Linked DNA regions of Homo sapiens: regions 1 and 2 are each linked to region 3. A link is an interaction called in ENCODE POLR2A ChIA-PET data of the cell type or tissue named here. Cell type or tissue: endothelial cell of umbilical vein. All regions are shown on one strand.

Region 1 (2,500 bases), 58 kb after region 3:
TAGTTAGATCCAAAAAACTTCATATTATTTATGTCCTAACAACTTAAGATCTGTTTCTTAAAATGCACAAAAATTGAACGAAAAAACTTTCATTCTTAGACAACCACATTAACTAATGGGATGTTTGTTTATTGGGCACTGTACAGCGTCTCAAACCTTGGAATCAGATTGGATACCACCACTCTCATCTGGTTTTTTTTGTTTGTTTTTTTTTTGTTTTTGTTTTTTGAGAGGGAGTCTCACTCTTCCTCCGAGGCAGGAGTGCAGTGGCATGATCTCTGCTCACTGCAACCTCTGCCTTCTGGGTTCAAGCAGTTCTGCCTCAGCTTCCCCAGTAGCTGGGATTACAGGTGCGTGCCACCACACCTGGCTAATTTTTTATATTTTTGGTAGAGACGGGTTTTCACCATGTTGGCCAAGCTGGTCTCCAACTCCTGACCTCAAGTGATCTGCCTGTCTCGGCCTCCCAGAGTGTTGGGATTACAGGCGTGAGCCACCGCACCCAGCTTCATCTGATGTTCCTTATTGACTTTTTATATTACTCTTTTTATCACAGCAACCACTGAAAACACAGCTTCATAAAGATCTCATTGAAAGCAGTGTAGTATACCAGTCTAGTAGTTGGTATAGCGCATTGCAGATGCTGAATGTTGTTTCTCTCAAATTAAGAATATCTAGCAGGGCCTCAGGGCACCTTGGTGCACAGTTTGGAAACTGGATGTATAATATATGATCTCATTTATATGAAGTTCAAAACAGGCAAAATTTAGTTGTTGAAAGTTAGGAGACGCTATTCTTGGACAGTAGTGACGATGCAGGGACAGATATGAGGGGAGCCTTCTGAGATTGTGGTTATACTTTGTTATTATCTGGATGCTGGTTACAAGTGAAAAATTTATCAAGCTTCACATTTAAAATATGAGTTGTGCGCTCTTCTGTATGCATGTTATACTTTGATTTAAAAATGTTAAAATAGGCTGGGCGTGGTGGCTCATGCCTGTAATCCCAGCACTTTGGAAGGCCAGGGTGGGTGGATCGCCTGAGTTCAGGAGTTTGAGACCAGCCTTGCCAACATGGTGAAACCCCGTCTCTACTAAAAGTACAAAAATTAGCCAGGCATGGTGGCTGGTGCCTATAATCCCAGCTACTTGAAAGGCTGAGGCAGGAGATCTGCTTGAACCCAGGAGGTGGAGGTTGCAGTGAGCTGAGATCGTGCCACTGCACTCCATCCTGGGTGACAGGGTGAGACTCTGTCTCAAAAAAAAAAAAAAAAAAAAATTTAAAATAGGCCAGGCGCAGTGGTTGATGCCTGTAATCCCAGCACTTTGGGAGGCCGAGGTGGGTGGATTACTTGAGGTCAGGAATTCAACACCAGCCTGGACAACATAGTGAAACCCCGTCTCTACTAAACATACAGAAATTAGCTGGGCATGGTGGCGGATACCTGTAATCCCAGCTACTTGGGAGGCTAAGGCAGAAGAATCACTTGAACCTGGGAGGTGGCAGTTGCAATGAGCTGAGATTGCACTGCTGCACCCCAGCCTGGGCGACAGAGTGAGACCCTGCCTCAAAAAAAAAGAAAAGTTTTAAAATAACATCAGCCTTCACCTGTCAGATTGTCATGCTTTAAAAATTCAAATCACTCATACCCTTTAACCAACAATACAATTTAAAGAATTTTTCTTCCAGGAATACTTGTTGAATGTGTGGAAAATCCTGTTAGAGGATATTCAGTGTTTGTTCATAAGCAGCATTGTTTATGATGGCAAAAATTGAAAACAACCATATGCTAATCAGGAATGGAATATCATAGTGCATTTATAAAGAATGAGTATTCTATGTATACTAGAGATGCCAGAACATAGAGCAAGTAGGGAGAATAAAAAGTTTGTTACAAAGTAGTGTGAATAGAATCATCTTATGTGTGTGTTTTGTTTTTGTTTTTTTGATAGAAACGGGGTCTGGCTCTGTTGTCCAGGCTGGTCTTGAATTCCTGGCATTAGGCGGTCTTCCTGCCTTGGCTTCCTAAAGTGCTGGTATTATAGGTATGAGCCACCTTGCCTAGCCTCCATTGTGGGTTTTTTGTTTGTTTGTTTTGAGACAGGGTCTTGCTCTGTTACCCAGGCTGGAATGCAGTGGTGCAATCACCACTTACTACAACCTCCACCTCCTAGGCTCAAGTGATCCTGCCTAGTAGCTGGGACTTACAGGTGTGTACTGCATGCTCAGCTAATTTTTGTATTTTTTGTAGAGATGAGATTTTGCCGCATTGTTCAGGCTGGTGTTGAACTCCTGGGTTCAAGTGATCTTCCTGCCACAGCCTTTCAAAATGTTGGGATTATAATGGTGTGAGCCACCATGCCTGGCTGTGTTTTTTTTTTTTTTTTTTTTTTAATGTGGGGAAAATATGTATATGTGTTTGCATTGAAAGAAGAATATAGGGGAACACAACAAAATTTTAATGGTGTTTACTCCAGGGGTAGGATCGCAATTGCTTTTT
Region 2 (2,500 bases), 55 kb after region 3:
GTTGTATAGCTACATACAGCCTGAACTAACATTCAGTTTTCTGAGAATTTAAAAAAATACACTGATGGCCGGGCATGGTGGCTTATGTCTGTAATCTCAGCACTTTGGGGCCATGGTGGGAGGATTTTGCTTGAGTCCAGGAGTTCGAGACCAGCCTGGGCAACATAGTGAGATCCCATCTCTAGAACAAAGAAAAAAATTAGCCATGTGTGGTGTTGCATGCCTGTAGTCTCAGCTACTCAGGAGGCTGAGGCAGGAGGATTGCTTGAGCCCAGGAGGCTGAGGTTGCAGTGAGCTGTCATTGCATCACCGTACTCCAGCCTGGGTGACAGGGTGAGACCTTGTCTCAAAAAAAAAAAAAAAAAAAAAAATTAAATTTGGCTACTAAAATTATAAAAGTATCAGAATAAATTATTGGGTCAATATTTTGCAGTGGGAAATGACCAAAATTTCTTCTTTAAAGAAATTGTTTTTCTTTCTTTTTTAAGAGACAAGTCCTCCTTCTGTCTCCCAGGCTGTAGTGCAGTGGCATAATCATATCTCACTGCAACCTTGGACTCTTGGCCCCAAGTGATCCTCCTGCCTCATCGTCCCGAGTAGCTAGGACTACAGATGCTTGCCACCACACCTGGTTAATTAAAAAAAAAATTTTCTCCTTTCTGTAGGAGATAACAACAAAAAAAACCTTAAAAATTTTTTTTTTGTAGAGACCGACCGTATCTCACTTTGTTGCCCAAGCTGGTCTTGAACCTTAGCCTCAAGCAGTCTTCCCACCTCAGCCCCGTAATGTGCTGGGATTACAGGTGTGAGTCACTGTGCCTAGCCTAAAAAATTATTTTTAAGGTAATGTACAAATCATGAAAATGTCAAACACTATAAAAATAAGTGGCCAGGAGCAGTGGCTCATGCCTGTAATCCCAGCACTTTGGGAGACCAAGGCAGGAGGATTGCTTGAGCCCAAGAGTTTGAGACCAGCCTGGGCAACATAGGGAGACACTGTCTTTACCAGAAAAAAAAAAATTTATTCAGGTGTGGTGGTGCATGCCTGTGGTCCCAGTTGCTTGGGAGGCTGAGGTGGAAGGATCATTTGAAGCTTGGCAAGTCGAGGCCGCTCAGTGAGCTGTGATTGTGCCGCTGCACACTAGCCTGGGCAACACAGTGAGAACTTGTCTCAAAGGGGGGGAAAAAGGTAATGTAAAAATAATTTTAAAATCTATCTTTACCTCTTGTCTTACCTTGCCAACACTGTAATGCCATCTTGGCATGAAGAAGGCATTTCTAAGAATGAAACCAAAGCCCAGAAGGAAAAAAAAGAAATTGATGTGTTGGAATGCATTAAAAAGTAGAGCAGGGAGCAGTGGCTTACTCTTGTAATCTGAGAACTTTGGGAGGCCAAGGTGGGAGGATGGCTTGAGCCTAAGAGTTCTAGACCTGCCTGGGCAACATAGGGAGACCCTGTCTCTACAAAAAAATTAAAAATTAGCCAGACATGGTGGCACATGCCTACGGTCCCAGCTACTCAGGAGGATCGCTTGGGCCTGGGAGATTCAAGGCTGCAGTGAGTGGTTATCATGACACTGCACTCTCAGCCTCCAGAGTGAGACCCTGTCTCTCTCTCTTTCACACACACACACACACACACACACGGCTGGGCATGGTAGCTCATGCCTGTAATCCCAGCACTTTGAGAGGCCGAGGCAGGCAGATTGTTTAAGCCTAAGAGTTCAAGACTAGCTGTCTCTCTCTCTTACACACACACACACACACACACACACACACACACACACACACGCACGCACACACGGCTGGGCATGGTAGCTCATGCCTGTAATCCCAGCACTTTGAGAGGCCGAGGCAGGCAGATTGCTTAAGCCTAAGAGTTCAAGACTAGCCTGGGTAACATGGCAAAATGGTGTCTCAACCAAAAACAATAAAAAATAAGCTAGGCATGGCGACATACACCTGTAGTGCCAGTTACTTGGCAGAATTGCTTGAGCCCAGGATGCGGAGGTTGCAGTGAGCCAAGATCATGCTACTGCACTGCAGACAGGATGAGACTGTCTCAAAAAAAAAAAAAAAAAGGAAATTGTAAGAACACTTTAAAAAAACACTATGCAGATGACAGCATTTGACAGATGAAGGGCATGTTTTCTAATACAGAAAGATCTAATACTAATCAGTTTGAAAAAGGCAGCTAAGGCAACTAATTCATGTCCCAAAAACCAGTTTACAGAAGAGGAAATATGAATGGCCAATGAACATTAAAAGATACTCAACTGAAATACAAATTCAAATACAAGATAAAGCCAGATGCAAGGTAATCATGACGATGAAGAAAGAAAATCTGGAGGAATTCAACTTGTTACCTGGCTATAACAATTAAGGTAATATGGTATTGGCACATGGATTGACAAATAGACCAATGGATCAAAATCGACAGTCCAGAAACAGACTGACACATATACTATCACCTGTATTATGATAAAAGTGAGACAGCACT
Region 3 (2,500 bases):
AGTTTTATACCTCATACAGGCATAACATATTCAAAATATATTTGAGAGGGAGAGAGAAGAATGGGGAAAGAGGGAGGGGAGAAGAAAAAAGATGATGGGTAGGAAACTTCTTTAAAGTCATGTATCCTCTTCCTCATGCAGGGACAGTTTCTCAACTCTGGGAAGCACTGTTTTGTTTTGTTTTTTTTTTTTTTTTTTTTTTTTGAGACAGAGTCTCACTCTTGTCGCCCAGGCTGGAGGGCAATGGGGCGATCTCGGCTCACCACAGCCTCTGCCTCACGGGTTCAAGCAATTCTCCTGCCTCAGCCTCCCGAGTAGCTGGGATAACAGCCGCCTGCCACCATACCTGGCTAATTTTTTGTATTTTTAGTAGAGATGGGGTTTTGCCATGTTGGCCAGTCTGGTCTCGAACTCCTGATCCCAGGTGATCCGCCCACTTTGGCCTCCCAAAGTGCTGGGATTACAGGTGTAAGCCACCACGCCTGGGCTGGGAAGCACTTTTGATTCTGTGATAAGGAGGCAAAGTATTTCAAAGCTGGATTCTGGGAATGGCCTACCTTAGTCTTATATCTATTCTATTTTTCATAGTTACTTTTTTTTTTTATTTAAGGAAATGACAATCCTTATTTAGATCTTATCAGTTTTTTTACTAATATCTTTTTTCTGTTCCGGGATCCAATCCAGGATCCCACATTGTATTTAGTTGTCATGTCTCCTTATGTTACTGACCATGGGTTCTTGGGCTCTCAATGCAAAAGAAATTGACATGAGGCCAAAAGAGCTTTCCCAGACAAGGCTTCATTGGAGCTTATGCTGAGACATAAGGGAGGCAGCACAAAAGAAAGAATTCCCTGAAGAGCTGGTAGGGCTTTTTTGGTAGGCAAAGCATGAGAATTGACATCAAGGGTAGGGTATGCAGGCTGGGCTGGACAAAACACGTGATGGGTAGGGTATGCAGGTCAGCATATCTGATTGTGATGGTTTTCTTGAGTAATGGGCCAGCTGGTGGTCTGGCCAGGGCAACCAGGCTGTAAATCAGTTGTTCAGCATTCCTTCCTGAGGGGGAACACTCTGTGACCTTGATTATCTCCAAGGCCAGTTCCTGGAATTCTTTAAGTAAAAGGACTATTAGCAGTGACGTAGTTGTGTGAGCATTTCAGTGGGAATGCTCTAGTTGGGGGTGAGCTGAATGAAGCCAAGCCCCAACTCTACTTTGTCTCACTTGGACTCCTACAATCTGTGACAAACTTAGACTTTGTAAAAACAAAACAAAAAATCCCACATCTGTGACAAATTTAGACCTTGCCAAAGAGGTAAAGAGGCCATTGGATAAGGTAATGCAAGCCTAACCAAGTACTGAAGGTGAAACAAATTCTTCAGTGGGGAGCTAAATTTTAAGCTCCTCATAAGGCAAATGGAATGTTCATAGAGATTTTCCTTCAGAGGTTTCTACTTAGATCATTCTTTGGAATGCTCTATTCCAACCCTTTGATATATGTAGAGGGAGAGGCTAGGCTGCCCTTTCCCAGACACTGGTGAGCTGAGCAGTCTCTGTTAAAAATCTGTATTTATTTTTGCACACAAGTCCAAGAAAACATTATCAATTCTTTACAGGCAAAAGGAGATTTATTGGGTTTATTATTATTACTTTTTGAGACAGAGTCTCACTCTATAATCCAGGGTGGAGTGCAGTGGCACGATCTTAGCTTATGGCAACCTCTGCCTCCTGGGCTCAAGAGATCCTCCTACCTCTGCCTCCCCAGTAGCTGGAACCAAAGGCATATGCCACCATCCCCAGCTTATTTTTTAATTTTTATTTTTTGTAGAGACAGGGTTTTGCCATGTTGCCCAGGTTGGTCTCAAACTCCTGGGCTCAAGCGATCTGCCTACTTGGCCTCCCAAAGTGCTGGGATTACAGGCATGAGCCACCATGCCTGGCCCAGGAGATTTATTAATCAGCAAATGTATGTTGAGTACCTACTTGTACTTGGATCTTAGGTTTTGAGGAGGAAATAGGTGATCAATAAATTAACCAGATAAATTTATACCGGCTATGAAGAAAAAAAACAAAGTAATATGTTACGGTGTTGGGAGTGTGTATATGGTGGCTACTTTTGGTGATCAAGGTTGTTTTCTTTGAGAAAGTGACAGTTGAATTGAGATTTGAATGACAAGATGCTGCCAGTCATGTGAAGCCACAGAAAGAAAGTGTTCCAGGCAGAAGGAACAACTCCTCCACACACCCTAAGACAGGAATAGGCTGGTTTGTTTGAGAAACAGAAAGAAGGCCAGTGTGGCAACAGCATATTAAGCATAGAGAGATAAAAAATGGGAATAGATGTCACCCCACTTAACCAAATAAAACATCGGGAGTGAATAAGTATACTCTTCTTTTTACTTTTTTTGAGATGGAGTCTCACTCTACTGCCCAGACTGGAGTGCAGTGGTATGATCTCGGCTTACTGCAACCTCCTCCTCCCAAGTTCAAGCAATTCTGGCT

Evidence for each region. Peaks named below come from ENCODE experiments on the same cell type or tissue, not always from the same donor. Only the 100,000 strongest peaks of a DNase experiment are listed, where the experiment ranks them.
Region 1: POLR2A ChIA-PET joins it to region 3 with 5 read pairs; 16 of 35 experiments call an interaction of 5 or more read pairs at or near these places.
Region 2: POLR2A ChIA-PET joins it to region 3 with 5 read pairs; 16 of 35 experiments call an interaction of 5 or more read pairs at or near these places.

Annotation. Positions count from the first base shown.
Region 1 is chr17:60,513,891-60,516,390 of GRCh38, reverse strand. The region is part of intron 1 of APPBP2 (amyloid beta precursor protein binding protein 2); the gene reads left to right. It also overlaps the pseudogene LOC107984970. Among named protein-coding and RNA genes, the nearest start is that of APPBP2, 11 kb to the left of the region's middle. In endothelial cell of umbilical vein, no CTCF peak of the experiment used is centred here; no DNase peak of the experiment used is centred here.
Region 2 is chr17:60,517,650-60,520,149 of GRCh38, reverse strand. The region is part of intron 1 of APPBP2 (amyloid beta precursor protein binding protein 2); the gene reads left to right. It also overlaps the pseudogene LOC107984970. Among named protein-coding and RNA genes, the nearest start is that of APPBP2, 7.3 kb to the left of the region's middle. In endothelial cell of umbilical vein, no CTCF peak of the experiment used is centred here; no DNase peak of the experiment used is centred here.
Region 3 is chr17:60,572,272-60,574,771 of GRCh38, reverse strand. The region is part of intron 2 of LINC01999 (long intergenic non-protein coding RNA 1999); the gene reads right to left. Among named protein-coding and RNA genes, the nearest start is that of LINC01999, 9.0 kb to the right of the region's middle. In endothelial cell of umbilical vein, no CTCF peak of the experiment used is centred here; a DNase peak (open chromatin) is centred at 1,021; H3K27ac peaks cover 2,447 bases.